Linked DNA regions of Homo sapiens: region 1 is linked to region 2. Evidence: chromatin loops called from intact Hi-C (ENCODE). Cell type or tissue: endothelial cell of umbilical vein. All regions are shown on one strand. Each heading gives the region's core, and the rest is flanking DNA. Links, peaks and the distances in the headings are about the cores only. Region 1 overlaps LINC02288 (long intergenic non-protein coding RNA 2288). Region 2 overlaps LOC105370577 (a long non-coding RNA gene).

Region 1 (15,189 bases), core at 6,944-9,443, 340 kb after region 2:
GCAGGGAATCTTGGAAGGTTGGGAAAGTCCTTCTAAAGCCAGAGCTCAGGAATGAGTGGGGCCACTGGTGTGAAGACTTTCCAGATGGGGGAAGGAAGGGTTCATTTTCTGCCCTCTGGGTAGATTCCAAAAAATCGCTTTGGGGAGGCCAACTATTTTGAAATTGCCTTTAAAGAAGACAACACAAATGTTTAAACTGACCTGGAAAAGCCTTTCTTTTTCCTTTCCCTACAATCCTAGTCTGTTCCCTTGCACATTAATCAACAGAATTGTGTGCCCACGATTCTCCCCTCCCTCACCTCTTTTATTATTATTATCTTTGGTTCAGGAAACTTTTGGAAGCTTTCCCAGGCTGGAGCTATAGAATGATTCCAGGAAAATGCATAGGAGTTTCTGAGTTTTCTCTGGAGGGAGCTGAACATGTTTTTCAGAGAGACGAAGCTAGGGGCAACCAGGTCTTGTGCAAGAATGCAGCCACAAAAGAGGGCAGACAGTGCTAAAAAGATCTGTGGACATCCAAAAGTTCTGAAAGCAAGGTGTGGCTTAGTGAGCCTGCCTGTTCCCCACCCCTTCAGTGTTTTATTATGGCAGCTGCCATGATGTCAGTCCGTGAGCCCAAGCACCCCATCTCAGGGAGATATGCTGAGAACAGCTGGGTGCTGGGGTTTGGACTCTCAAGTTAGCAGCACTTGTAGTTTCTGCCAAAAGAACACTCCAAGATATAGATGGAAAAGTGCAGGGAGTCAATACTTACCCAGCAGGCAGGGGCCCCACCCAGACATGGAATGCAATGGACAAAAAAGTGTCCTTGGGCTATTGCTGCCAAGGGTGGTGCCAGCCTTCAGCCTGTGCCAGCGCAGATGCTTTTGAGCCCAGAAAACACACACAGAACTGCATGCACGCATATATCAGAAACATCTGTCTATACACAAAACCAGAAAGCTACTGGGGAGGTGTGCATAGATGAGGTACAAGAGCAAGGGGGACCTGCAGGACCCATCACTGATAGATGTGGCTTTTTTTTTTTTTTTTGAAACAGGGTGTTGCTCTGTCGCCCAAGCTGGAGTGCAGTGGCATGATCTGGCTCACTGCAATCTCCACCTCCTGGGCTTAAGTGATACTCCTGTTTCAGCCTCCCGAGTAGTTGGGATTACAGGCGCACGCCACCATGCCTGGCTAATTTTTGTATTTTTAGTAAAGATGGGGTTTCACCATTGGGCCAGGCTGGTCTCAAACTTCTGACCTCAGGTGATCTGCTCACCTTGGTCTCCCAAAGTACTGGGATTACAGGCGTGAGCCATTGCACCTGGCCAGATGTGACTCTTGAAAGCAAAGGCAGCTTATATTTCCTGGAAATACACTTCATTCAGGTTGGTTCACGGGCAAAGGAGACAGAAGTTGCTCCTTAAGGAGAATGCCCTGGGCGAGGGCAGAGCTGCCAGCCACTCTGCAATGGTAGGGCTGCTGCACCCACTGTGGCCAGGAGAACCTCAGGAGAGGTGAAACAATCAGAGGGTTGTGGTGATAGAAACTAGAGGACACAGCTCCCAGCTCTCCTCGCCCCGTTAGTTTGAAGACTGTTACCAGCAGCACTGTCGTGGTTCTGGCAGTAAAATCTCCTTCCTTTCTACCCAGGGACATACCGACTCCGGAAAGCATCTTTCCTACAGCAGGTTGGGAAGGTGCTTAACAGCCCAGACTTTAGGATATTAATAGCAATGATGATAGGCAAGGCTGACATTTATTGGGCACCTCTTATGTGTTGGACATTGTGCTGGCTGTTTCAATGCATTATCTCTTCTAATCCACACTTAATGAAGTGGATTCAGTTATCGTCCCCATTTTATAGATGAAGCAACTGAAACTCAGAAAGGTTAAATAACGTTATCTTAGGACACACAGCTAGTAAGTGTTGGCTGAAGTTTGAACTCAGGGTTGCCTGACTCTAGAGGCCTTATCAGACAGATCTGGGTTTGATTCTTGACTCATGAGACTTTGTGACCTGTGCCAAGTTTCTGCACCTCCAGGCTTCCTCATCTGTTTTCATTGTTAGACACATCAAATATTGGCAATTTCATGTAATTTAGCCTAAACCTGCCTTACAACATTGCTTTAAGGCAGGGTGTGGTGGCTCACGCCTGTAATCCTAGCACTTTGGGAGGCTAAGGAGGGTGGATCACGAGGTCAGGAGTTTGAGACCAGCCTGACCAACACGGTGAAACCCCGTCTCTACTAAAAATACAAAAATTAGCTGGGCGTGGTGGTGCGCACCTGTAATTTCAGCCTCTCAGGAGGCTGAAGCAGGAGAATCGCTTGAACCCAGGTGACAGAGGTTGCAGTGAGCCGAGATCGCACCACTGCACTCCAGCCTGGGCGACCGAGCGAGACTCCATCTCAAAAAAATAAAAAATAAAAATAAATAAATAAAAATTTTCCAGGCGCCTTACAGGATCAAGACAAACTCCTTAGCTTGGAACACAAGGCCTCTGGGAAATTGCCTCCAATTCCTCTTTTTGCCTCTTCCTTTTTCTTAATTTCTAACCACATTGAATTCCTCTTGTTCCTTAAACACAATATGAACTTTGAAGCCCCGTGCCTTTACGGGGCTCTTTTCTCTACCTACAAAGAATGTTTTCTCCCTCTTGTTTTTTGAGCAAACTTCTATGCATCCTTCAAAACCCAGCTCAGTTTTTACCTTTCCTGTGAAAATAGTCTCTGGCATTTCCCAGCTCTGTGCTTCAATTGCAATCTGCATTTATCACAAAGAGTTGTAGTTGGCTGGGCGTGGTGGCTCACGCCTGTAATCCTAGCACTTTGGGAGGCTGAGGCAGATGGATCACCTGAGGTCAAGAGTTCGAGACCAGCCTGGCCGACATGGTGAAACCCCGTCTCTACTAAAAATACAAAAATTAGCCGGGTGTGGGGCGCCTGTAATTCCAGCTACTCGGGAGGCAGAGGCAGGAGAATCGCTTGAACCCCGGGGCGGAGGTTGCAGTGAGCTGAGATCGCACTATTTCACCCCAGCCTGGGAGAAAGAGTGAGATTCTGTCTCAAAAAAAAAAAAAAAAAAAAAGTTGTAGTTATCTGTTCACACTGCCTCACTGGGGACTCAATGAAGTTCAATGCTGGGGCCATTCTATCCCGAATGCCTCTAGAAGCCCCTAAATAAAGGCTAGTCAATTAAACATGCCTAAATATACATTTTTATGACGTAATTTTATTGTCACCAAAATAATATGGAAGTGTATGTATGTATGTACTATTTATACCCTTCCTGTCCCAGCAAAATCTTGGAGCATTCTACTCAGAAGTAGAGATATAATAGTGCTTAGTATATCATGCAGTAGAGTTGGGGCTTTGGAATCAAGTATTTCTGGGTTGAAATCGTAACTTGGTCTCTTACTGTGCCATTAAGTCATTACTTTATCTCAGCCTCAGTTTTCCCACCTGTAAAATGAAGATAACATTAATTACCCATGAGGCAGACACTGTTGATTGCTAAAAAGTAGTCACTCCTGCTTTCTTCCTTAGTGCCCTGAATTTGTTTCAGGAGTCCCACACCCCTCAGTTCCACGTGCCTTGGGGGGAAATCCCAATTAGTCTGAGCTAATCTTAGCATCCCATCCCCCTTGCTAACACTTTGGGGATGGATCTGTGACCGAGTTCTGGTGAATAAGACATGGGAGTTGGGGGCTTGTTTTAGGAAATATTTTCATATTTTCTCAATCTTTTTTTTTTTTTCTTTTTTTTTTTTTTTGAGACGGAGTCTTGCTCTGCCGCCCAGGCTGGAGTGCAGTGGCGCGATCTCCGCTCACTGCAAGCACTGCCTCCCGGGTTCACGCGGTTCTCCTGCCTCAGCCTCCCGAGTAGCTGGGACGACAGGCGCCCGCCACCACGCCCGGCTAATTTTTTGTATTTTTAGTAGAGACGGTGTTTCGCCGTGTTAGCCAGGATGGTCTCGATCTGCTGACCTCGTGATCCGCCCGCTTCGGCCTCCCAAAGTGCTGGGATTACAGGCGTGAGCCACCGCGCCTGGCCATATTTTCTCAATCTTAAAACATGAGAGAGAGAGAAACAATTGTCTTTCTTTCTTTTTTTTTTTTTTTTTTTTTTTTTTTTTTTGAGACACAGTCTCACTCTGTCACCCAGGCTGGAGTGAAGTGGCGGGATCTCAGCTCACTGCAACCTCCACCTCTGGGGCTCAAGCGATTCTTCTGCCTCAGCCTCCCAAGTAGCTGGGATTACAGGCGCCTGCCACCATGCCCAGCTAATTTTTGTATTTTTAGTAGAGACAGGGTTTTACCATGTTGGCCAGGCTGGTCTCGAATTCCCGACCTCAGGTAATCCACCCACCTCGGCCTCCCAAAATGGTGGGATTACAGGCATGAGCCACCGCGCCCAGCCAAACAATTGTCTTTCTGTAGCTGTATGTGTGTCTGCAGTGATGATGGCTGGGGCTACAGCAGCCATCTTGCTATGATGAAGGCAGCCATTCAGAGAACTAAGTCAACACACTAAAGATGATAGAATGGAGGCCGGGTGCGGTGGCTCACGCCTGTAATCCCAGCACTTTGGGAGGCCGAGGTGGGCAGATCACGAGGTCAGGATATCGAGACCATCCTGGCTAACATGGTGAAACCCCGTCTCTACTAAAAATACAAAAAATTAGCCGGGCATGGTGGCGGGCCCCTGTAGTCCCAGCTGAGGCCGAGGCAGGAGAATGGCGTGAACCCGGAAGGCGGAGCTTGCAGTGAGCGGAGATCGCGCTACTGCACTCCAACGTAGGCAACAGAGCGAGACTCCGTCTCAAAAAAAAAAAAAAAAAAAAAAAAAAAAAAGAGAGATGATAGAATGGAAGGAAATGTGGAAAGAACATTAGTCTGGTGGCACAGTTCAGCAGCTGGATTACTCTGCCCTGGAGCCACCCACATCTGGACTATTTCCATCAATTCCTTCATTGTTCAGTGAGGGACCCCTGGCTCGATCCAGTGGAACCAAGGTTTCTGTGACTTGCAGCCAAAAGCATCCTAACAATCAACTTCGCAGGGTTGCTGTGATGACTAAATAAAGTAAAATTGGCCAGGCGAGGTAGCTCATGCCTATAATCCCAGCACTTTGGGAGGCTGAGGCGGGTGGATCACCTGAGGTCGGGAGTTCTAGGCCAGCCTGGCCAACATGGTGAAACCCCGTCTCTACTAAAAATATAAAAATTAGCTGGGCATGCTGATGGGCACCAGTAATCCCAGCTACTTGGGAGGCTGAGGCAGGAGAATCACTTGAACCTGGGAGGCAGAGGTTGCAGTGAGCAGAGACCACGCCATTGCACTCCAGCCTGGGCAACAAGAGGAAAACTCTGTCTAAAAAAAAAAAAAAAAAAATTGAAAAAGTGCCTGACAGGGTCTGGCACATAGTAGGTTCTCAAAGATTGAAGACTCTCCTGCTGAGATGTTCTGGGATGAATGCACGAATGACTATGAAGAGTGGTCCAGAGAACATGGCAGATGGTAATAAAGGTTAGAGCAGTTCAGAAGTGGGTGGGTGCTAGAACGATGAAGATGACAATGACGATGAAATTCAAACATTATGTTAGTAAATGTCCTAATGGAACTTCTTGGGGCTGTAACAATGGTTCTCCTTTTTACTTCTAATGCCTTTTCTTACCCGGCTCAGAATTAGACATTGCATATACAGGCTTTTCTAATTGTAAGTGGCCACGCTTGTACAATTAGGGTGGTCCTTAATTACCCTGGGGCATGGAAGCCCTGCTACAGGATAAAGGCAAGAGTGTACTTTTTTTTTTTTTTTTTTTTTTTTGAGACAGAGTCTTGCTCTGTCACTCAGGCTGGAGTGTAGTGGCACGATCTCTGCTCACTGCAACTTCCACCTCCCAGGCTCAAGCGATGTTGTGCCTCAGACTCCCAAGTATCTGGGATTACAGGCGTGTGACACCATCCGGCTAATTTTTGTATTTTTAGTAGAGACGAGATTTTGCTATGTTGGCCAGGCTGGTCTCGAACTCCTGGCCTCAAGTGATCCACCCTCCTCATCCTCCCAAAGTGCTGGGATTACAGGAATGAACCACTGAGCCCAGACTTTAGCGTATAATTTGTAGCTCCAGGAGGAGCCAAGATTTGAAAGCAGAACCATCATACCCACACAACGTAAAGCAGGGCCTTTGACTTGCCAAAAGCACACCAAGTCCGTCCTCCCTGAGAGACCCAGAGAAGCCCAGCAGACCTCTCCAGCTCGGGTGGGGCTGCCTCTGGGGGCTGCCTGGCTTTTGGCCAGCTGACCAGGCCATGGAGTGTTGCTCCCTGCCAGCCCCACAGCCCTTTCGAACCTCGTTCCAGGAGAGCTCAGCCACACCAGTGTCTGCCAGACTCATGTCCGTCCAGCTGTGTGGGCGGCCCTGGCAGCAGGGGACAGGGCAGGGTTTGTGCAAGGACATTGTGGCACCCACAGCAGGGCGTGGGAGAGGCGGTGGCTCACTTCAGGGACGAGTCAGGAAGGAACGTGGAAGAGATGGGGAGCAGAAGCCACAAACTCAAGGCAGCCTCAGCTGCCTTCTCAAAGGCCGCCTTCACCTTAGAAGCTTGTTCCAGGGTCTCCTTTCCTGCTTGCCCCTCCCCTGTTGAGCTGGGTTCAGCACAGCCCTGCTTCGATGCTCAATTCTTTTTTTTTTTTTTTTTTTTTTTTGGCAACAGAGTTTCGCTCTTTCGCCCAGGCTGGAGTGAAGTGGCGTGATCTCATCTCACTGCAACCTCTGCCTCCCGGGTTCAAGTGATTCTCCTGCCTCAGCCTCCCAAGTAGCTGGGACTACAGGCATGCACCACCACGCCCGGCTAATTTTATAATTTTAGTAGAGACGGGGTTTCACCATGTTGGCCAGGCTGGTCTCAAACTCCCGACCTCAGGTGATCCACCCACCTCAGCCTCCCAAAGTGCTGGGATTACAGGCATAAGTCACCGCGCCTGGCCACTGACGCTCAAGTCTGTTCACCAAATCTTTATTGAGAATACTTTATGTAAGATGCCATATTCCTCCTGGCTAATGGTGGGGTGGGGTGAGAGATACCGAGAGCAAGATCAGAGTAGAAAGGACCTCAGAATGGCCTTTAAACTTGGGTGCCTCAGAACTCCAAAGCCCAAGTATTTAAGAAAGAAAAAAAGACTGCTGCAGTTTAATCTAGGGCAGGGATAGGGTCCTGTCCACTCTGCCTTGAGTCAGAGACTCCATGGATAACATCCAAACAACCCTGACCCAGACCAGGGGGGGATATAGAAGCCCAGAGAGGTGAAATGACCTCCCTCAGTCACACAGCAAGTTGGAGGCCCACTCAGGTTCAAAGTCAAGCCCAGTGCCTCGTCCATTGTACTGTCCTACCCCTTGGCACTTGTTTCAGAGATCAGCTGCGGAGATGGGGCGAGTCACCCAGGAACAGACAGACACACTTGCTACAGACTAAAGAGAACAAGTGGTTCTAACTCAGGATGGCAAAGGCTCCCCGGAAGAGGGGCAGGGAGCCGGGCCTAGGGCAGCATGGGCAGGATTGCTCATGGCACATGGCAGGGGTGGGGAGAGAGGTGGATGTGAGGAAGGAGGCAATTCCAGGCCTCAGAGAACATGATCTGCTAGCGCCTGAAGAAAGACTGGCAATCCAGAGAGCTGGGTTCCAGCCCTGGCTCTGCCGTGACAAGCCCCTGGGCCAGGGGCCTCCCCTTTGGGCCAGTTTCCTTGCATGTAAAATGGCAAAGAGGGTGGGCTAGTTGGCCCTACTGTGACATGCTAGGAAGCCTTCTCTCCTCCCACCACCACCAACACCACCCAGGACACTCCCCAGTGTGTGCCAGGTGTCTGGAATTGACACCAGGAGGGAGTGTCCCTGGCTGCCCTGTGGCACAGCATGGAGCTGGCAGGCCTGCCCAAGGTGTCTGCCCAGAGCTCTGGGAAACAGTGACAAACCATGAGGAGGCAGGAACTGGAGAAGAACCCGGGCAGGAGCCATTCCTCTTCTGAGAAGTGGTCTTTCCCATCTGGCCCTCTCCAGAAGCTCAGGCCTCTGCCAGGACTTGTTAGGGTCCCACCACCCCAAAGAGGCGAGGCCTCAAGGGTAGAGGGGTACGAGTCCCTGAACAACCCCAAGCCTCAGTATTCTCATTTGTAAAATGGGTAAAAATAGCACTTTAGTAGTCTCATTTGTAAAATTGATATCAGTACCTCAGATGATGAAATGAGATAATGCGTGTCAAGGGCCTAGCACAGCGCCTGGTGTAGGAGCCACACGTCCCAGAGGGCTGCCTGCTGGGGAAGACCGCATAATTTGAAGCCTCCTGACATAAAACAGGCTGGTTGAGGGAGGGCCCTTTCTGTCTAATACACCACTCGTCGGGACAGGATTGCAAAGGGGGCCTGGGGAGGTGAGCCCACTGGAAAACAATGTGTGCGCGCCCCCTGCTGGCTGCGAGCAGAGGTCCCGCCTGTCCGCTGGGGGTCTTCAGGTGGTTCGTGTTAGCACCACCTGCTGCTGCCGGGTCAATTGACCCAATATTCACAGATCACCCCCCAGGTGTCAGGTACCCCGCCAGGCTTTGGGAGGGATGCAAAATGAGTGAAAGATAAGCTAGGTTTTTGGAGCCAACTAGTTTTGGTGTCGACCACGCATGGGTTCAAGCCCAGAGACTATCAATATCTGCTTGAATGTTCATTCATTCAACAGAAATGGTTCTGCATCGGGATATAGCAATGAACAAAGGTCCTGGCATCGTGGACTTGCGGTAATCTTAGACAGAGAACATAATCCCTCAGAGCTTCAGGTTCTCATCTGTAGCATGGAAGACTTCTCTACTCCTTCCCCTCAAACCAGAGGGTAGAGACCCTGGGTATGGATTTCAAGGTCGCTGTCATTAGTAGGAACTAACAGTCACCACCAACAGCCATCTCTTCTCAAAGGAAACCTCATCCCTTTGAGCCTGGGCTGTCATTCATTTGGTTCATTCTGAAGGGACCCTGTCATGCCAATCTCCCCAGGCTCTCCATCTACCAGGAACCCCGGAAGACCCCCGCCCCAAGCCATTCTGCTCCAGGGCAATGATAGAGCCCTAACCTCTAATGAGAGGTCATCAGAGTGGATGTGGGAGGATCGTGCAGTTACCCTGCAACTTTCTCTCCAGGTGACACATGGGTATTTCTCCTTAAATTAATTGGACTGGTTAGCCTCAGTGCCAACCTGGTAGGAACCATCGCCTGCCCGGATTCCTGTTCTCCCCCAGACCACTGGGCAAATCCTTCATGGTTGGTAGGGCTTTAAGGGCTAGAAGAGGATAGGAAATATGTTCTTGATGACTTTTTATTAACATCCAATTTTCTACTCCCCATGGCCTTCATTACACACACACACACACACACACACACACACACACACACACACACAGCAAAGGTGAGGATTGGAAGCCAGTTGATGCTGGAGGAATGCTTTAACACCCCTATCAACACACAACCCAAGTCGGGTCCAGCTTATTCTTTCAAGATGTCCACAGTTTCACCCCACGCTCAGGATATGTATGGGTGCGTGTGCTTTTGTACACACTCATATAGCAAACTTTGAGCTATAGCCAGGTACTAGGGCAATATTAGTAAACAAAATAGACAAACACAAACACAAAATCCTGCCCCACTGGAGCATACATTTGTGTGGGGGGGGCAGGGGGGAGTCTGGGATAGAAAAGTAAATAAGCAAGTAACATAAACATGATGTTTGAGGGTAATATGTGTTATGGAGAAAACTAAAGCAAAAAAGAGGGTGCCCCAAAATGAGTGGGGGATTTTAAATGGGGTGGTCAGGGAACGTCTCATTGAAAAAGTAACATTTAAATAAAGACCAAAAGGAGATGAGAGAGTGAGCTATGAAGCTATTTGGTAGAAGAGGGTTCCAGGCAGAAGAAATGGCAAACTCAAAGATACTGAAGCATGGTCAGAGAGGCTGTCCTAGTGGGAACAAGGAGAGAGGCGATGGGAAGAGGCAGGAGGTGTTGGGCTCTATTATTAATAAATTATGGTCAGGGGTCCCCCAATCCCCTTTTCCAACCAATATAGTTAATTTCATCCCTTTTCTTAAAGTTTTGAAACTAATACCTGTCTTGTAAACAAGCCATGACAAAGCTCTATTTAGAGAAATATGGTGGGGAGAGGCTAATCAGGGTAGATTTCCTGGAGAGGGAGGTTGGCTGACTTCTTCTCTTTTCAGGTGAAGAAACCAAGACTCAGAGACAGTCAATAACTTGCCTAAGGTCACAAAGCTAGAAACCGACAGAGAAGGGCTTACATCCATGCTTATCTGGTTTAGAAGCCACTGCTCTTAGCCAGGGTGCTGCCATGGTGACAGGCCATTTCCATTAGAGGAGAATGATGGCTGTTCATCTGAGGACCTGGAACAACACGGTCTGCGTGGCCATCACTCAGTCAGGGCAGAGCATGGGTACAGAATCGTGGCATTGTTTGGCTGAGAATCATAGATTCTCAGTGAAGCACAGGCAAGGTGCCAGGCCCCAGGCATGGGGTTTTAGATGCATGATCTCATTTAACTCTCATTTTACAGATCAGGAAATTGAGGCCTGTCACGCTTCCTGATCTTGTGTGTATCAGAACAAGATCATAACAATTGACTTTCAAAAATTAGTGGCTTAAGGCCAGGCACAGTGGCTCACGCCTACAATCCCAGCACTTTGGGAGGCCGAGGCGGGCGGATCACCTGAGGTCAGGAGTTCAAGACCAGCCTGGCTAATATGGTGAAACCCCATCTCTACTAAAAATACAAAAATTAGCCAGATGTGGTGGCAGGGCCTCTAGTCCCAGCTTCTTGGGGCTGAGGTAGGAAAATCACTTGAACCTGGGAAGTGGAGGTTGCAGTGAGCCAAGATTGCGCCACTGCACTCTAGCCTGGAAGACAGAGCAAGACTCCATCTCAAAAAAAAATAAATAAATAAAAAATAAAAAAGGAAAAAGTAAATAAAAATTAGTGGCTTAAAACAGCAATTTATTATTTCTCATGATTTTGTGAGTCAGGAATTTGGGCAGGGCTTGGCTGGGTGGTTCTTCTGCTCCATGTGGTGTCAGCTGGGGTCACTCAGCTGCATTCAGCTGGCAGCTGGACTGGGAGGGAAGGGCCAAGAAGGCGTCACTTACAGGCCTGGCACCTCAGCGCTCCTCTGCATGGCCTCTCCACGTGGTCAGCATGGTGGTTTCAGGTCAACTGGATTAATTACATGGCAGCTGGGAATTATATTTCATCCAAGGGAATGAAAGCAGAAGCTGCCAGACTTAGGGACTAGCCCTGAAGTTGGGACAGTGTCACTTCCACCACTTCTACTGCCCCAAGCAAGACACCAGATCAGCCCAGATTCAATGGCAATGATGTTTTGCAGCCTGGCTGCTCCATCACAAGCACTCCTTGCTCTGGCTCCCTCTTCTCCCATCCTTTGCCCAATCCAATATAGCAATGGCAATGATGTTTTTATTTGTTTGTTTTGTTTTTTTGAGACAGAATCTTGCTTTATCACCTAGGCTGGAGTGCAGTGGCACGATCTTGGCTCACTGCAACATCCGCCTCCTGGGTTCAAGTGATTTTCCTGCCTCAGCCTCCCGAGTAGCTGGGATTACAGGTGCCCGCCACCACACCCAGCTAATTTTTATAGTTTTAGTAGAGATAGGATTTTACCATGTTGGCCAGGCTGGTCTCAAACTCTCCACCTCAGGTGATCCACCTCCCTCAGCCTCCCAAAGTGCTGGGATTACAGGCGTGAGCCACCATGCCCGGCCTTTATTTTTGTTTTTAATTTAATTTAATTTTTTGTGAGACAGGGTCTCACTCTGTTGCCCAGGCTGGAGCGCAGTGGCACGATGACAGCTCACTGCGGCTTCGATCTCCTGGGCTTACACAGTCCTCCTGCCTCAGCCCGAGTAGCTGAGACCACAGGTGTGCTCCATAGCACCAGGCTTATTTATGTATTTATTTATTTAGTAGAGATGGGGTCTCCCTATGTTGCCCAGGCTTTGTTGTTCTTTGACTTGCTTCTTTCACCTATCCATATATCCTGGCAGGGTCAGGAGCAGGGTGAGGCAAGCAGGATCCTCTGTGACCCAGAGAATGGCCCTCTTGCACTCTGTGCCCTTTCTCAGTACACGAAGGTCTGCCTCATTCTTGTTTTTTTTTTTTGGAGACAGAGTCTTGCTCTGTCACCCAGGCTGGAGTGCAGTGGCGCGATCTCTGCCCACTGCAATCTCCGCCTCCCGGGTTCACGCCATTCTTCTGCCTTAGCCTCCCCAGCAGCTGGGACTACAGGTGCATGCCACCACGCCCGGCTAATTTTTGTATTTTTAGTAGAGACGGGGTTTCACCGTGTTAGCCAGGATGGTCTTGATCTCCTGACCTCGTGATCCGCCCTCCTCGGCCTCCCAAAGTGCTGGGATTACAGGCATGAGCCACCGCGCCCGGCCAGCCTCATTCTTTTTAACTCTTGCATAGTATTCTATGGTAGAAATGGAACACCATTAACCATTTCCCTCTTGACGAACCTTTAGGTTGTTTTCAGTTTTTGGCTATTACTAAAATGCTGTCTTGAAATCCTTGTAGATGTCTTTTTGTGCATGTAGTAGTTATATAATTTTTACTTCAGTATATATGCATTTTATTTTTTATTATCTTTTATGGAGACAGGGTCTCACTTCCTTGCCCGGGCTGGAGTGCAGTGCTGTGATCATGGCTCACTGCATCCTCCTCCTTTTGGGCTCAAGTGATCCTCCCACCTCAGCCTCATGAGTAGCCGGGACCACAGGCATGTGCCACCATGTCTGGCTAATTTTTTGTAGAGATGGTGTTTCACTCTATTGCCCAGGCTGATCTCAAACTCCTGGACTCACGTGATCTGCCCACCTCAGCCTCCCAAAGTGTTGGGATTACAGGCATGAGCCACCATGCCTGGCCAATGATGTTTTTAAATGCTGCTAATAATAACGTACAAAATTCAGAAAATATAGATAAATAAAAATAGGAAACAAAAACCACCATATACCACGGCCTAGAGACAATCGGAGGTCCCTTCAATACCTACACTGGAGGAGGAAAGAAGCCCCCTCCCCCGGAGAATCTTCCACCCATTGCAGGGGTCTGCTGTGATTTGGGCTCTGTTCTGCTGACAAGGTGGAGCCTGTCATCTATCCCAGACAGAATTATTGCCTCAGATTACATGGTTGATTATCAATTACTTGTGTTCGTATGAGAGCATGTGTGCGTGTGTGCATAAGTGTCTTTGCAAATCATTAAGGGTCGTAATTCTGGATTATCATTGATTAACGTGAGGGAGGCCTGGTACCTCCAGCAGCCGGGATGGCAGGCCCGCAATTATGTCCCAGCTGATCAGTAATTGGCGTATCACAAGATGATTTCTCTCTCGGCTGCCTACCCCCAGCCTCTCCTGTCGGCTTCACAATTAGCACCATTGCTCATTCCCTTCCAGCTCAGGCCAAATGCAGAAGCCTGCTTTCTGGCAAGGGGAAGCCGTGGGGCTGTCTTGAAGACCACCACCCAAATAGAGTGGGGATGGTGGTGTGGGGTCGGTGGCAGAGGCACAATGCGGGGGAGTGGTGCCGGCTTGAACTCTAGCTTCCTGATGTCTGGTGCTGCCTTTGTGTCTTATCCTGCTTCCCAGCAAGCTCAGGCACCATTGACCCACCCTCATTGCATGGATGGGGAAACTGAGAACCAGAGAAGGAATATGGCAAATTAGAAAAAAAAAAAACATCCAAAAGCAATAATTCAGGGCAACATGGCCACACGGGTCCAAGCCCAAAGAGCCCAGGAGGAAGCAGAGCTATAGAAGGAGCACCCCGACCATCACTCCTATCCTCGGGAAGCTGTCAGGTCGCCACTGGTTGTGTCAGTTTCCTTGAGCAACACAAGCTTTTAGCCTCCAGAGATTGCACATAGATGCACAGAGCTCCCCGGGGTGGGGAGGAAGCGTACTGAGGAATGTGCAGGTGTACTCCCTGCTGGATTATGAAAACGGCTTCCTCATGGTTCTCCCCACTTCCAGACTGGGCCCCCAATCTATCCTCCTGTCCAGCCTGCACAACGAACTCCCTGTTGCTCTCAGTTCAGGTCTTCTCGTGCCCTCTTTTGCCCTAGCCTGGTTGATCCATCACAGACCCCTCCTTGTCCTGGCTCCCTTATCTCCTGTCCTTTGCCCAATCTGATCCCTCCCCCTAAAGCCCCTGTCCCCTCCTCCCACACTCTTTTGGCTTGGAGCACACACCCTTGGGGGAGGTTTTAATACAGGTGCCCCCACTTGGGCTCCACTCCTGAGAAAGGAATTCTGACCTCCCTAGGAACCAGCAGATACAGAAGCAAAAACTTTAGGGATGGCTTTGGAGGCGTGTGAAAGGATGGAGAAGGCAGGGCTGTTCCAGAAACCTTCCACATAAAAGACTCTCCCATGGCTGCAAAGCCACCAGGCAGTTTGTTTCTGAGCCTTGCAGCTGTCTTGGCCATTTTCATTTTTATCTACTTAGGTTGGTCAGCGGGTCATGGCAAGCAGGAGACACAATGCTAATGACTCCGGCTCCACGTGGCGACCATTCAGGAAAAAGCTGCAATGTTCTCTCTGCCACATTAATCAGAGAAACACATCAAGAGTTGTTGCGTGGAGACAGCTTTCCTCCCAGTACTCGCCCTGCATACTAATCACCACCCCCTCCTGGCGGTGAGTCAGCTCCAAACCAGGCCGGTGGTGGTAAGGGAAGGCCAGAAACACCAGCTCCATCCACGTGGGGAGCAGCTGGAGGAGCGGGAGCCAGGCCCTCCACCGCCCAACATGCACTGTGTGTGACCATCATGGAGGCCTGGTAGGTGGGGATGGAGCACTCTGGGAAAGTTCATCCAAACCCAAATCTGGGCTACTTCCTTGTGTCTAGGTCTTGCCCAAGTCGACCAGAGGAAATGCTCCAGAAGCTGATCCCTAGACAGAGCCTTTGTTTTTTTGTTTTGTTTCGTTTTGTTTTGTTTTGAGACAGACCCTTGCTCTTTCGCCCAGGCTGGAGTGCAGTGGCGCGATCTCGGCTCACTGCAACTTCCGCCTCCTGCATTCATGCAATTCTCCTCCCTCAGCCTCCCAAGTAGCTGGGACTACAGGCATGCA
Region 2 (15,189 bases), core at 5,280-7,779:
TTTTATGTCATTTCATCCATGAATATGGAATGTCTCTCCATTTGTTAGTATAGAAAAAAGCTATTGATTTTTGTACATTTATCTTACACATAGCCACTTTACAAAATTCTATTATTAATTTTAATCGTTATTAATTCTACTAATTTGCTATTAGACTGGGTTTTCAATTCTACCAGACCAGAAAAAGAAAATATGATTTTTCCTTCTTTGGTAATACTCATACAGATTATTTCATTTCTTTTCTTATTTCATTCGTAAGGACTTCCAAAAAATGTTCAACATTAGCAGTGATAACAGGCAAACTTGTCTTATTCTTTATATTAAAAGAATGATTCTCTCAGGCACTGCTCAGAACCAAAGGAGCCTGTCTCCTTTAGCCACCATGCACAGGCATTTACCAAGGTCCTGACAATCACAGCCCCTCATTCCAGGAGCCTGCAGATACCCTGGAGATGGGGTCACTAGGCGGGCTTGAAAACCCCAGGCTCTCTCCACTCTTTCTTTTCTTTCCTTTGCTTCCCTTTTCTCTTTTTCTTTTCCTTTCTTTTCTTTTTCCTCCCTCCTTTCTTTTTTTTCTTTCTTTCTTCTTTTTCATTTTTTTTTTTTATTTTTAAGAGACAAGGTCTTGCTCTGTCACCCAGGCTGCAGTGCAGAGGCACCATCACAGCTCACTGCAGCTTTGAACATCTCCCAGGCTCAAGCAATCCTTCTGCCTCAGCCTCCCACGTAGCTGGGACTGGCTGGGCACCATGGCTCGTGCCTGTAATCCCAGCACTTTGGGAGGCCGAGAAGGGCGGATCACTTGAGGTCAGGAATTCAGATCAGCTTGACTAACATGGTGAAACCCCGTCTCTACTAAAAATACAAACAATTAGCCAGGCATGGTGGCGCAGGTCTGTAATCTCAGCTACTCGGGAAGCTGAGGCGGGAGACTTGCTTGAGCTTGAGAGGCGGAGGTTGCAGTGAGCTGAGATTGCACCACTGCCCTCCAGCCTGAGGCGACAAAGCGAAAAAGCAAGACACTGTCTCAGAAAAACAAACAAAAAACAAGTAGCTGGGACTACAGGCACCACCATGCTCAACTAATTTTTTGTTTATTTACTTTTTGTAGAGATCGGGATAGCTCTGTGTTGCCCACACCAGTCTCGAACTCCTGGCATCAAGTGATCCTCCCCCCTCAGCCTCCCAAAGTGCTGGGATTACGGGCGGGAGCCACCGTGCCCAGCCTCTCTACTCCTTTGTCACTTCTCTCTGGCTGCCACCACCTTGCCCTGGAGTTATTTCAGCACTCTCCTAACTGGCTTCCCCTTGTCTCCTCTGGCCCCTCCTTGTCCCTTGTGCAGTCTGTCCAGCACACTGCCGCCAGAGTGAGATTTCAAAATGCAAATCTTTTTTTTTTTTTTTTTTTTTTTTTTGGAGACAGAGTCTCACTCTGTTGCCCAGGCTGGAATGAAGCGGCAAGATCTCGGCTCACTACAACCTCCATCTCCCGGGTTCAAGTGATTCTCCTGCCTCAGCCTCCCAAGTAGCTGTGACTACAGGCAGCCGCCACCATGCCTGGCTAATTTTTATATTTTTAGTAGACATGGGGTTTTGCCATGTTGGCCAGGCTGGTCTCGAACTCCTGACCTCAAGTGATCTGCCTGGCTCAGCCTCCCAAAGTGCTGGGATTACAGGTGTGAACACTGCGCCCGGCCTCAAAATGCAAATCTGATCGTGTACCTCTTCTTGCCTCCCACCCTTCTAGGATGCAGGTTATACAACGCTGTGAACTGGCCCCTTCCTGACCCTCCAGCTTCATCTCATCCGCTCTCCCTCCCTCTCAGAAGAACTAACTGGTCCTCTTTCGTTCCCTGGATACACCCTGCTCCTGCTGTCTCAGCACTATGCACCTGCTTTTATTTCTGCCTGGAACACCCAACCATATGTGGATGGGTACACACACACACACATCTTCCCTGCTAACTCACATGGATCACCAGTGTCACTGACTCCCTAGATGTATATGACATAGTCATGTATCACTTGATGTGTATGACATAGTCATGTATCACTTGATGTGTATATGACATAGTCATGTATCACTTCATGTTCTGAGAAATACGTTAAGCAATTTTGTCATCGTGTGAGCATCATGGAGTGCACTTACACAAACCTAGTGCCTACAACACACCTCGGCTATACGGTCCTTTTGCTCCTAGGCTGCAAACCTGTGCAGCATGTTACTGTACTGAATACTGTAGGCATTTGTGTATCTAAACATATCTAAACATAGGACAAGTACAATAAAAACAGTATAAAAGAGAAAAAATGGTTCATCTGTATAGGGCACTTACTATGAAGGTATGTCCGGAATTGGTGGGTTCTTGGTCTCACTGACTTCAAGAATGAAGCCGCGGACCCTCGCGGTGAGTGTTAAGAGTTCTTACAGGCGGCGTGTCCGGAGTTTGTTCCTTCTGATGTTCAGATGTGTTCAGAGTTTCTTTCTTCTGGTGGGATCATGGTCTCGTTGGCTCAGGAGTGAAGCTGCAGACCTTCGCGGTGAGTGTTAACAGCTCTTAAGGCGGCGGGTCCGGAGTTGTTCTTTCCTGCTGGTGGGTTAGTGGTCTCCCTGGCTTCAGGAGAGAAGCTGCAGACCTTTACGGTGAGTGTTATAGCTCACAAATGCAGTGTGAACCCAAAAACTAAGCAGTAGCAAGATTTATTGCAAAAAGCAAAAGAACAAAGCTCCCACAGAATGAAAAGCGAGCAGAGCCAGTTGCCACTGCTGCCTCAGGCAGCCTGCTTTTATTCTCTTATCTGGCCCACCCACATCCTGCTGATTGGTCCATTTTACAGAGAGCTGATTAGTCTGTTTTACAGACAGCTGATTGGTCCATTTTGACAGGGTGCTGATTGGTGGGTTTACCATCCCTGAGCTAGACAGAAAAGTTCTCCACGTCTCCAATAGATTAGCTAGATACAGAGTGTCCATTGGTGTATTTACAAACCCTGAGCTAGATACTGAGTGCTGATTGGTGCATTCACAATCCCTTAGCTAGACATAAAGATTCTCCAAGTCCCAAGATTAGCTAGACACAGCGCCTGATTGGTGCATTCATAAACCCTGAGCTAGACACAAGGTGCTGATTGGTGTGTTTACAAACCTTGAGCTAGATACAGAGTGCTAATTTGTGTATTTACAATCCCTTAGCTAGACATAAAGATTCTTCAAGTCCCCACTAGACTCAGGAGCCCAGCTGGTTTCACCTAGTGAATCAGCTGAGGCCCAGTGAGAATTTGAGCGCGGTGCCGGCAAGCCGGCACTGCTGGGGAACGCAGCGCACCCTCCGCAGCTGCTAGCCCTGGTGCTAAGCCCCTCACTGCCCCGCGCAGGCGGCACCAGCCGGCCGCTCCCAGTGCAGGGCCCTCCAAGCCCACGCCTACCCGGAACTCGGGCTGGCCCGCCAGCGCCGCATGCAGCCCCGGTTCCCCCCCCCACGCCTCTCCCTCCACACCTCCTGGCAAGCAAAGGGTGCCGGCTCCGGCCTCAGCCAAGCCCAAAGAGGGGCTCCCACAGTGCAACGGTGAGTGACGGGCTCCTCAAGCGCCCCGAGGCTGAGGAGGCACCGAGAGCGAGTGAGGGCTGCTAGTACCGTTGTCACCTCTCAAAGGGAGCTTGCGGGCCTGGAAGTTGCTCTGGGTGAGTCTGTGAGTGAGTGGTGGGTGAATGCGAAGGCCTAAGACATGACTCCTGAAAACTTCATAAGCACCGTACACTTAGGCTACACTAAATCTGTTTTTAGAAACATTTTTCTTTCTTCAATAATAAATTAACCTCTGCCAGGCGCGGTGGCTCACGCCTGTAATCCTAGCACTTTGGGAGGCTGAAGCGGGGGGATCACCTGAGGTCAGGAGTTCGAGACCAGCCTGGCCAACATGGTGAAACCCCATCTCTACTAAAAATACAAAAATTAGCCAGGCATGGTGGCAGATGCCTATAATCCCAGCTACCTGGGAGGCTGAGGCAGGAGAATCACTTGAACCCGGGGGCGGAGGTTGCAGTGAGCCGAGATCACACCACTTCACTTCAGCCTGGGCAAAAGAGCGAAACTCTATCTCAAAATAATCAACCCAGCTTACTGTAACTTTTTTTACCATATAAACTTTTTTTATTTTTTTAACTTTTTGACTCTTGAAATAACACTTAGCTTAAACTCAAACACACTGTACATCTGTACAAAACGTTTTCTTAGAATGAAGACACGAACACACACATTACACACGTTAGGGTCAGGATCACCAGTATCACTGTCTTCTACCTCCACATCTTGTCCCACTGTCTTCAGGGGCAATAACACACATGGAGCTGTCCTCCTATGATAACAGTGACTTCTGGAATACCTCCTGAAGGACCTGCCTAAGGCCATTTTACAGTTAACTTTTTTATTTTGTAAGTAGAAGAAATACATTCTAAAATGACAATGAAAAGTATAGTATAGTAAATACACAAAGGAGTCATATAGTCATTTGTTATTAAGTATATTATGCACTGTATGTAATTGTATGTGCTAGACGTTTATAAGCCTGGCAGCGCAGTAGGTTAGTTTACATCAGCATGACCGCAAACCTGTGAGTAATGCATTGAGCTATGACGTTGCCACAGCTATGACCTCACTAGGCTATGTAATTCAGCTCCACTGCAATCTTATGAGACCACTGTTGTATCTGCAGGCTGTGGTTGACCAAAACATTGCTATGCAATGCACGGCTGTATAATTACTTGTTCAATGTCTTCATCGCTAGACTGTAAATTCCACCAGGGTAGGGACTGTGTTCCTACCACCTTTAGCCCCAGCACCCAGCACAGGGCCTGGCCTCTGGGAAATGTTCGATAATTACTTTTTATTCTATTTTATTTGAGACCAAGTCTCGCTCTGTTGCCCAGGCTGGAGTGCAGTGGTGCGATCTTGGCTCACAAGCGCTCTGCCTCCTGGGTTCAAGTGATTCTCCTGCCTCAGCCTCCTGAGTAGCTGGGATTACAGGCACATGCCACCACGCCTGGCTAATTTTTTTGTATTTTTAGTACAGACGGGGTTTCACCAAGTTGGCCAAGCTGGTCATGAACTCCTGGCCTCAGGTGATCTACCCACTTTGGCCTCCGAAAGTGCTAGGATTACAGGCATGAACCACAGTGCCCAGCCAATTATTTTAAATTAATAATCAGTTAACAAACCAGTAATTATCAGCCTTTTATATTTTATAATCCACCAATTTCTATTTTATTCCCCTAAGCTGTAGGTGCCTTTTATTCTTGTTTTTCAAGAAGGAGTTTTGCCTGGGCACATAACATTGTACACTGGTTCCTGGGCTCAAGGTTGGGTGCTACCACTTGGCTCAAGGCTGGGTGCTACCACTCTTATGCGTCCCCTGCCAAAGCCTCTGTCATGTTGTGCAGTTTCCCGTACACTTTGCCAGCCAGGACTAGACTGTCTATTGATATTTTTCTCTCTCCCTGATTCACCACCACGAGGCTCTGGGTGGGGAACCATGAAAGGGATGCGACTTTGAAGAGCCCTCAGAATGCCACATTGGTTCCCCTGTCGCCGTACACACTCGCCTCCAGCGGTGCCTCCAGACCACCCTGCCACTGCTTTTTTTCTTCTTTTTTTTTTTTTTTTTTGAGATGGAGTCTTGCTCTGTCGCCCAGACTGGAGTGCAGTGGCACGATCTCAACTCACTGCAACCTCCATCTCCTGGGTTCAAGCAATTTTCCTGCCACAGCCTCCCAAGTAGCTGGGACTACAGGCGCATGCCACCATGTCTGGCTAGTTTTTGTATTTTTAGTAGAGACAAGGTTTCACCATGTTGGCCAGGCTGGTCTCGAACTCCTGACCTCAGGTGATCTGCCCACCTTGGCCTCCCAAAGCGCTGGGATTACAGGCGTGAGCCACTGTGCCCGGCCACCCTGCCACTTCTTCCATCGAAGCCCAGCCCACGATGCTGCTTCCCCTCCCTGCCCCACTCCATGTCCAGAGCCTCTGCCCATCTCACCAGTAAACACCCAAGAATCAGTGGGCTGCAGGGAGAGCTCCACCAATCCCCCTTGGTGCGGTGGCTCACGCCTGTAATCCCTGCACTTTGGGAGGCCGAGGTGGGCAGATCACCTGAGGTCAGGAGCTCAAGACCAGCCTGGCCAACATCGCGAAACCCCATCTCTACTAAAAATACAAAAATTAGCTGGGCGTGATGGCGCACGCCTGTAGTCCCAGCTACTCGGGAGGCTGAGGCAGGAGAATCGCTTGAACCCGGGAGGTGGAGGTTGCAGTGAGCGGAGGTTGCAGGGTCGCACTCCAGCCTGTGCGACAGAGTGAGACTCCATCTGAAAAATAAATAAATAAGCTGTCAGAAAAAAACTCCAGCTGGCGTCCCCCTCCCTGCAGCCTGAAGTCTGGAGGCAGAGACAGTATCTAATGGATCCTTATAATTTTAGCCCAAAGTGCGAATGAGGGCATGGCAAAGCCGCAGGCAGAGTTTTGAAGCAATTAACTATGAATGCAAGGGGCCTCTCTCTCCTGCGTTCAGCCAAATCACAAGTGTATTCCCTTCACTCATTACAATGTAGCTAAGACAATTAAGTATTGTCTAACTGTGGCGCAATTAAAACCCCTGTAATTAAGGAAGGTGGGGGCCAGAAGAAAAGGACTCTGGTTCTGAAAACTCAGCCCGAGTCCAAGCAAAAGAGCAATGTACACATTTGCCACTAGATGGCAGGCTTCCTGCTTTATTCGCTAGCTCTCCCAATTTTATTAAATACAGAAATGATCCTGACCAGTACTCTAGCAATCCAATCTTCCAAAGCTTCCAAACACATTAAAACTCATAGAATGTTAAAGGTGGACAAAAGTTTAATGAATTTTTTTGCCGAACCTTACATTTACAGAAGAGAGAGAGAGAGAGTCCTAAAGGTAAACCCCAGGTTGTTTTTCTATTATTCTACTCTGCCTCTAAACAAAAGCCACCCAAAAACCTCCTTAAAAAGAGACATAATATAGGTGTGTTCCGTTTCTGAAAAATGCAAACAGCGCTGTTATGATTTTTTACACCTTTCTGCATGTACGTAATGCTGACAGAGAGATGAACTCTTCCATAAACATGGTTGGATGTTTACCTCGTTTCTGTCTTCTTTGTGAGCTTGGCGAGTGCTGGGGCTAGTCAGTAACTTGAAGTCCAAGATCCCTAATTCAGCTCTGTGCTCTCACAGCCTTACCAAAGCCTGGTAAAAGGACAAATGAGACATCCGAGTTGGTTGTAAGGAAGTAAAGTGGAGTCCCTACAACCAGCTGGGTGACTTTAGCCAAGGGACTTGCTTCTTGGGACCTTGATTTCAAAAAAAGGGGACGTTGGATTCACTCTATCATCTAAATCTGTAAGTGCAAAAAGTAATACAAGAGAAGTGTCCTGTAGAGCACGAGGAATGTTGCAGGACATGGGTTCTCAAAGTGTGGTCGGACCCCTAAGCGTACCCTCTCCCTTCTCCGATTATGTATCTATTCAAGGACAGGTTTTTTTCATAGACTTCAGTTAAAACAACATGTCAGCGAGGCGTGGTGGCTCACACCTGTAATCCCAGCAGTTTGGGAGGCTGAGGTGGGAGGATCACCTGAGATCAGGAGTTCGAGACTAGCCTGACCAATACAGTGAAACCTTGTCTCTACTAAAAATACAAAAAGTAGCTGGGCTTGGTGGCAGGCGCCTGTAATCCCAGCTACTCAGGAGGCTGAGGCAGGAGAATCGCTTGAATCCGGGGGGCAGAGGTTGCAGTGAGCCGAGATTGCGCCATCGCACTCTAGCCTGGGTGACAAAGCAAGACTCCATCTCAAAAAAAAAAAAATCACAAGAGATGGAATGAAGGAGATATGAGAATCTGTAGACCAAACATTTAAAAGATTTGCAAAAATATAAAACAACACCACTCTGCAAATGTCTTTGTTTTAGAAAATATAGCTATTGTTGGTAAAAATGTGTAATTTATGTTAACATGCAATGGATTTTTACAGTTATTGTTACATGTATTAATAAATATTTGAATTTTCCCAGCTATAATTTCTAATATAGCAAGGCAAATATAAAAATGTCTCACATGAACAAAAGCTCTTGGAGGCTGTCAATCATTTTTAAGAGCATAAAGGGGTCCTGAGACCAAAAATTTGAGACCTGCTGTTGTAAGTTTCATCAGTCCCTTTCTTAGCTCTGTTATTTATCTTTTCATTCTTCAGAAGCAGAGAATTGTATATCCAAAGATGTTAATTTCAGCATTATCTACAATAGCAAAGAAAAAAGAGACTAAAAGACAATGTCTAACACCAGAGGAAAGGTTCAACCATAATAAATATGCTCCATTGACCCAATAGAATTAGATATTATAGTATTATAAGAAAATGATTAGGGGCCGGGCACGGTGGCTCATGCTTGTAATCTCAGCACTTTGGGAGGCCAAGGTGGGTGAATCACTTGAGGTCGGGAATTCGAGACCAGCCTGACCAACGTGGAGAAACCCCATCTCCACTAAAAATACAAAAAAATTAGCCGGGCGTGGTGGCCCATGCTTGTAATCCCAGCTACTCGGGAGGCTGAGGCAAGAGAATCACTTGAACCCAGGAGGCTGAACAGAAAAGGACAATGGCCTCTTTGTCCCTAGTGTAAGAGAGCTGGGGGGAGCCCTAGGAACCCACCAATGGTAAATTTAAAATGCTGCCTTAAAGGTATTGAACAAGTCCGGGTGTGATGGCTCATGCCTGTAATCCCAGCACTTTGGGAGCCCGAGGCGGGAGGATCACTTTAGCCCAGGAGTTCAAGATCAGCCTGGGCAACATGGTGAGACCCCATCTCTACAAAAAATATAAAAAGTAGCCAGGCGTGGTGGTGCAGGTTGCGGTGAGCCGAGATCAAGCCATTGCACTCCAGCCTGGGCAACGAAAGCGAAACTCTGCCTCAAAAAAAAAAGAAAAGAAAAGAAAAGAAAATGATTATATGGCATAATGTTAAGTGAAAAGACATAAATTGGCACTACCCCAATTGTAAAATGTGAGATTGGAACCTAATATATAAAAATGGAAACATTAATCAGTTACTATACTGTATTTCAATGTCACAATTATGGGTAGTGTTTTTCTTTAAACTAGTGGCTATTATTATTTTGTTATCTTTTTTTTTTAATTTTATTTTCTCTTTTTTTTTTTTTTTTTGAGACAGGGTGTCTCTCTGTCACCCAGGCTGGAGTACACTGGTGCAATCACCAGCTCACTGCAGCTTCAACCTCCTAGTCTCAAGTGATCCTCCCACCTCAGCCTCCTGAGTAGCTGGGATTACGGTGTGCACCACCACACCTGGCTACTTTTTATATTTTTTGTAGAGATGGGGTCTCACCATGTTGCCCAGGCTGATCTTGAACTCCTGGGCTAAAGTGATCCTCCCGCCTCGGGCTCCCAAAGTGCTGGGATTACAGGCATGAGCCATCACACCCAGACTTGTTCAATACCTTTAAGGCAGCATTTTAAAGTTACCATTGGTGGGTTCCTAGGGCTCCCCACAGCTGTCTTACACTAGGGACAAAGAGGCCATTGTCCTTTTCCGTTTAGCAAGCCGAAAAGGTTCCCAATTTTGAAAAGCTACCTTCCTCCAGCATACCCCCACAAAAGTCATTGTCCTGAAGACCTCTGGGAACATGACAAATGGCAGATCTGTGCAAATATACAACCGCCCTAACCGAGGCCACAGCCACCCGGCCCACTTAGGAGAGCTGGCATTGAATGGGAAGTGGCCGGCGCTTTCAGCCTGGCCAGCGGGCTGACAAGGGGTCTTTGTAATGGGAACAAAACTGCATCCCCCTTCACCTGGAGATTCTCCAGCACCCCCTCCTCTCCTGCACTGCCCCCCAGCACACATCCGTGCACACACGCACACAGAGGGGGGTTTATGTTTGCTTCGTAGGTGTGTTAATAAAAATCTCCTTAGGGTCACCGCTTCTGAGGTTTTGAAGTGAAACACTGCCCAAAAGGAGGGTTCATCTTCAAGGCAGCCTCACCTTCACCCCATTAAGTAGCTCCTGCTCACATCTTTCCTGAAACCACTTAAGGTAATTCCCTGTCTTAACGCTGAAGGTGCTTATGGTTCTATTTCAGACTCCTGGTGTGGGCAGTACAGGGTGAAAGAAATGCCCCGGATAATTAAGGAGATTATTTTATTCAGGCTATTAGGGAGAACTTTCATGAATACAGAGAAAGTTCTCAGCAAAAAGGAAGTGGGGGAAGCTGGGGTGGTACAGAGGCAAGGCTCTGGGGGAAGAATGGACACGGCTTATTTGAAGCATGCGATGGGAATCTACAGAATATGCAAGGGCAGGGGAGTCCTTTGCAATTTCTACCTCCCTTTGGAGCACCAAATAAAGTCCAATATGGGCAACAGAAGACCAGAAAGCTGGCCTCCCCTGTAGCTGAGGAAGGAGGAAATGAGTAGTGAGAATGATGTCCCAGATGCCTCCAGGGGAGGCGGTTCTGGGGACTGGGGTAAGTAGGGGCTGTGGGGAGAGAAAGAGGGTGTGGGAGGAGGAAACACATCTCCAGGTGCTCTTTGGCAGCTGAAATTTCATTCCTCAAATTCAGAAATCATCAGGCCAGGCATGGTGGCTCACGCCTGTAATCCCAGCACTTTGGGAGGCTGAGGTGGGTGGATCACCTGAGGTCAGAAGTTCAAGACCAGCCTGGCCAACATGGTGAAACTCCGTCTCTACTAATAATACAAAAATTAGCCAGGCGTGGTGGTGCACACCTGTAATTCCAGCTACTTGGGAGGCTGAGGCAGGAGAATCGCTTGAACCCGGGAGGCAGAGGTTCCAGTGAGCCAAGATCACGCCATTGCACTCCAGCCTGGGCAACAAGAGTGAAACTCAAAAAAAAAAAAAAATTTTTTTCAGAAATTATCTCCTCCCATCCTGTCCTTCTCCCTCCGTCTTCCTCAAATGGCAGGAGGGTGAGGCTATGATTGAAAGAAAACCACTCAATTCCTTGTATCCCCCCAAACACATGTACACACATGCAGCTCTGTTCCAACCTCCTGGAAGGAAACTGGCTGTCACCAAAGGATTCCAGCCAAATACTTGGGGTTCCTCAAGGATATCTTTTGAAAACAACAACAACAAAAATGTAGATTTTTTTTTTTTTTTTTTTGAGACAGTCTCGCTCTTGTTGCCCAGGCTGGAGTGCAATGGCACGATCTTGGCTACTGCAACCTCCACTTCCCGGGTTCAAGCGATTCTCCTGCCTCAGCCTCCTGAGTAGCTGGGATTACAGGCGCCTGCCACCATGACCAGCTAATTTTTGGACTTTTAGTAGAGATGGGGTTGCACCATGTTGGCCAGGTTGGTCTCAAACTCCTGACCTCAGGTGATCCGTCCGCCTCGACCTCCCAAAGTGCTGGGATTACAGGCGTGAGCCATCGTGCCCAGCCAAATGTAGATGGTTGAACAGCTCCAGTCACAATGTAAAGTTTTAATTTTCCTCTGCAATAAAAGCAGCCTTTTTCTTAATGTTTTCTTTGATAGAGGGAAGCCCCCACCACCACTCCCGGCTTCTTTGCCCCAGCCCTCCTCTTTATCTAACCCAGCCAGATGTGTGCATTTTTTTTTTCCATTCACATGGCACAGGGTTTGAAGATGAGCTGTATCCCCCATTAGCCACTCTTTCCACCCCCGGAGAGACTCTGATTGTGGAGGATTCGTGCTGCTGACTGTAGATAAAACAATCGAGATGGGGGGCTGCTTTGGAAACGGGGGGGGGTGTGGGGATTTTTCCATCTGGAATCACAAGGCTTTTGGTGGTAGGCCCAGATGGAACCACGATCTGTCTGTGGAGACAAAGCTTCTTTTGGAACTGGTCATGGCCACAGGAATATGAGGTTTTTGACAATACGGTGGCCAAGAGATAGGAAACTGAAGTGGGTTATGAAATGCCAAGGACAGATCACTCTGACTCTGGTGAAGTAAGCCCATTAGTAAGCTGAACTCATGTAATTCATCAAGGAGCTTCCTTGAGCCGGTGAAAACAAGGATTGTAGAACTGTGAGTTCAGACCTGGACGTTAGAAAAACAACTCCCAAGTCAGCCAGTCTCCACCCTCTTAGCTTAAGTCATCTTTCGGCTGGGAGCAAACATGCTTCCTTACCACACCAGAACAATGCTAGGTCTTCAATTATTGTAAAGAATTTTACAAATGCTGAGTGTCCCTGTCGACACTATTAATGAACATCCTCTAAGCTGCACTTAAGCCAAATCCCAAGGGATAATTAGGGATACGGAACAATGATACAATGTAGATTGCCAGTTTGCTTGAAGCTCCCAACATCCAATTAGAGGGTGGTAGCGATTTCCCAGAGCACAGGAGATGAAAACCATCTGTCACAGCCTGCTTCCTAAATCCTCCCTTCCAGGAGCTCTTTCTGTCACCTAATAATGCCAAAAAGGAGCACCTTCTCGGCCCTGAAAGCCCATCTTCCGACCAGACATGAGTTAACAAGCTGCGCGCCCCAGGGCAGACCACATTTCCTCTCTGAGCCTTCATTTTCTCTTCTATAAAATGAACCTGCTGGACATGGGTTGGTGGCTTTCAAACTTTTGAAAGCAGTGGAAACTTTTGTTTTTCTCAAGAGGAAAGCTTGATGATGGAACTCAATTTGGAGTATCTTTATGTCACTGAGAGGAAGTATAATAAACACTCCACTAATCAGACTGCTGGAGGGAGACGGCTCAGCTCTTTTGTGTCTTAAATCTCCAAGCAGACTATCAGTCCCCATGGATTGGATCACTGCCTGCAAGTATTAACTGCTTAATAAATGTCACGTAGGAAAAAATGTGTGCTTCATTGGGAAACTGTGTATCCTTTAGAGCATACCCTTCCAGGTTATCTGAGTGCGATGCTTTAGGGTCTCTGGGCCATTCATTGCCTTTGAGCTATTTTTCAAATCTGTAAATTGTAGATAACTGATAGCAATGTAAATAATTCCTGTTTGCAGGCATGCAAATACATTCTGTCCCGAGGTGGTTCAATTTACTTCCTATTTTCCAAAGGAAAGCCAGTTTCCTTCTATTTGAAATATGTTTCCTTCTATTCGTAAATATATTTCCTTCTATTCGTAAATACACTTCAACATTGCTTTTCTCCATATAAATTTGTGCCTCTTTTGACTTCTCATTTGAACCGGTTGTCACATCTTACCAGCCTTCATTAATGATGCACTAAATACAATTTTAACATGTCCATTTTATGTTTGTAGGAATGTCATGATTTTAGCTTTCTTTGAAAATTGCCTTAGTTAAAAAGTTTATCAATAAAAATGAACATTTTTTTTTTCCGAGTTCTCCCCTGATGTCCAATAGCATTTATACTCACACACAGTTGACTTTAAAAGTATAATGTTATGGAAATGCCTTTAGGAAAGCAACACATGCTCATTGGGAATAAGAAATGAGAGAAAGAGCCACATGGGATACTAGGAGCTAGGCTCCCTTAGGCATAAAAGGGCAAGTCGGGGAGCAGTTACCCCAACTCAAGAGAGAAGCTATTGAGAAGGCTGGTGATAGGAGCTGAGGGCTGAAACAGGCGGAGGCAACCAACCCAGGGCAACCCAGTGTAATCACACCAGACCAATCTGGTTCAACTCTTTTTTTTTTTGAGACAGAGTCTCGCTCTGTTGCCCAGGCTAGAGTGCAGTGGCGCAATCTTGGCTCACTGCAAGCACCGCCTCCCAGGTTCACACCATTCTCCTGCCTCAGCCTCCTGAGTAGCTGGGACTACAGGCACCTGCCACCACACCTGGCTAATTTTTTTTACTTTTAATAGAGACGGGGTTTCACCGTGTTAGCCAGGATGGTCTCGATCTCCTGACTTCGTGATCTGCTCACCTCGGCCTCCCAAAGAGCTGGGATTACAGGCGTGAGCCACCGTGCCCAGCCCTGGTTCAACTTTTATGTAACAAAGTCGTGAGTTGTTTTTTGGTTGCCATGGATCCCCAAGTTGAAAGTCAAGTAACCTGAACATGCCCAGATGAACCAAGTGTGCAACCACAAGTGGAACCTAAGTGCTGGAAGCCGGGAGCAAGGACTGCTTTCAGAGGTGGACTGCACATGGCAGGATCCAGGATCCAATCAGATTGAGCTCTAGTGTCACCCCGTGGCAGGATCCAGTCAGATCATGCCTCCCCAGCATCACCTCATTGCAAGATCCAATCAGATCATGGTTCATTACCCTTCGCCTATAAAACCTGCCCCAGCCCACCAGCTAGGCGACATAGATTTCAGCCTTGCCTCCTGTCTTGCCAGTCAATTCCCAATAAAGGTTTTCAGTGCCATGGTATTGGCTTGTGTGTGCATCAGGCAGTGAGCCCATTGCTTGCTGGGTAATACCAGCAGAAAGAGAACAGAAATGAATATTCCAGCCTCACTCTGCTCCCTGCCTTCATGGGCCAAATCCAGCTGGACCAAGAGGGAAAGGGAGTACACATGTTCATAGGCGTCAGCCTTCTTGGTGGAGGGGACATCACAGTCATTCAAACAGCGAACCAAGACAGCTTGGGATGAGAATCAAACCACTCATAGCTCACTGTCTATATTAACATGACTTTACTATTCCACTGTCCTCATCAAAGTAACTTCACTATTATTCCAGAAAATGCTTGCCCAGGAAGATAAAAGCTGTAAATAACTCTACTGTTCATCCCAGGAACTTCCTGAAGGACACACCATGTCTTCAACAGGAAGCATCAGTTTATAGGTTCAATAGGAAGACAGTTTATACCCCAAGGTTCTTTGAACGCCTCAGCCAGAAATCCTCACTTTGCTGTGTCTACCAATCATGATCTTAGCAACCCCCATCAAGCATGCCACCTCTGCACTGAAAGAGCCACCTTAAACCAGGCCTCAAAGTCTCAATAAAAATCACTTTGCCCTCCCACTTTGGGAAGCTACTGAGGCTTTGTGGAGGGGGTACTCTACCTTACCACGGTGAACAATCAACTCAGCCTTGCCTTCTCCGCAGGTTGCTCTGGTGATATTTAGGAGATGGCATTTGACAGAAGGGAAGCATATTTGGAGATGATTGTGTATGTGAGCCTGAATCATCCAGGCAGGTTTCTTCCCTGCTCCAGTTCAGTGGGACG

Evidence for each region. Peaks named below come from ENCODE experiments on the same cell type or tissue, not always from the same donor. Only the 100,000 strongest peaks of a DNase experiment are listed, where the experiment ranks them.
Region 1: a loop joins it to region 2, with 2.4 times the contacts of the local background. A loop is called at or near these places in 6 of 110 quality-filtered maps.

Annotation. Positions count from the first base shown.
Region 1 is chr14:77,044,975-77,060,163 of GRCh38, forward strand. LINC02288 (long intergenic non-protein coding RNA 2288) reads left to right here. Exons shown (of 4, transcript NR_110554.1): 2 at 14,564-14,754. Among named protein-coding and RNA genes, the nearest start is that of LINC02288, 12 kb to the left of the region's middle. RefSeq lists enhancers at 1-36, 1-93, 8,052-8,615 and a silencer at 8,427-8,476. In endothelial cell of umbilical vein, for the core only: a CTCF peak has its summit at 8,474 (motif pointing left); a DNase peak (open chromatin) is centred at 8,437; H3K27ac peaks cover 444 bases.
Region 2 is chr14:76,703,561-76,718,749 of GRCh38, forward strand. It overlaps LOC105370577 (a long non-coding RNA gene), which reads right to left. Exons shown (of 2, transcript XR_007064273.1): 2 at 6,870-7,255. Among named protein-coding and RNA genes, the nearest start is that of VASH1, 50 kb to the right of the region's middle. In endothelial cell of umbilical vein, for the core only: a CTCF peak has its summit at 6,721 (motif pointing right); a DNase peak (open chromatin) is centred at 6,791.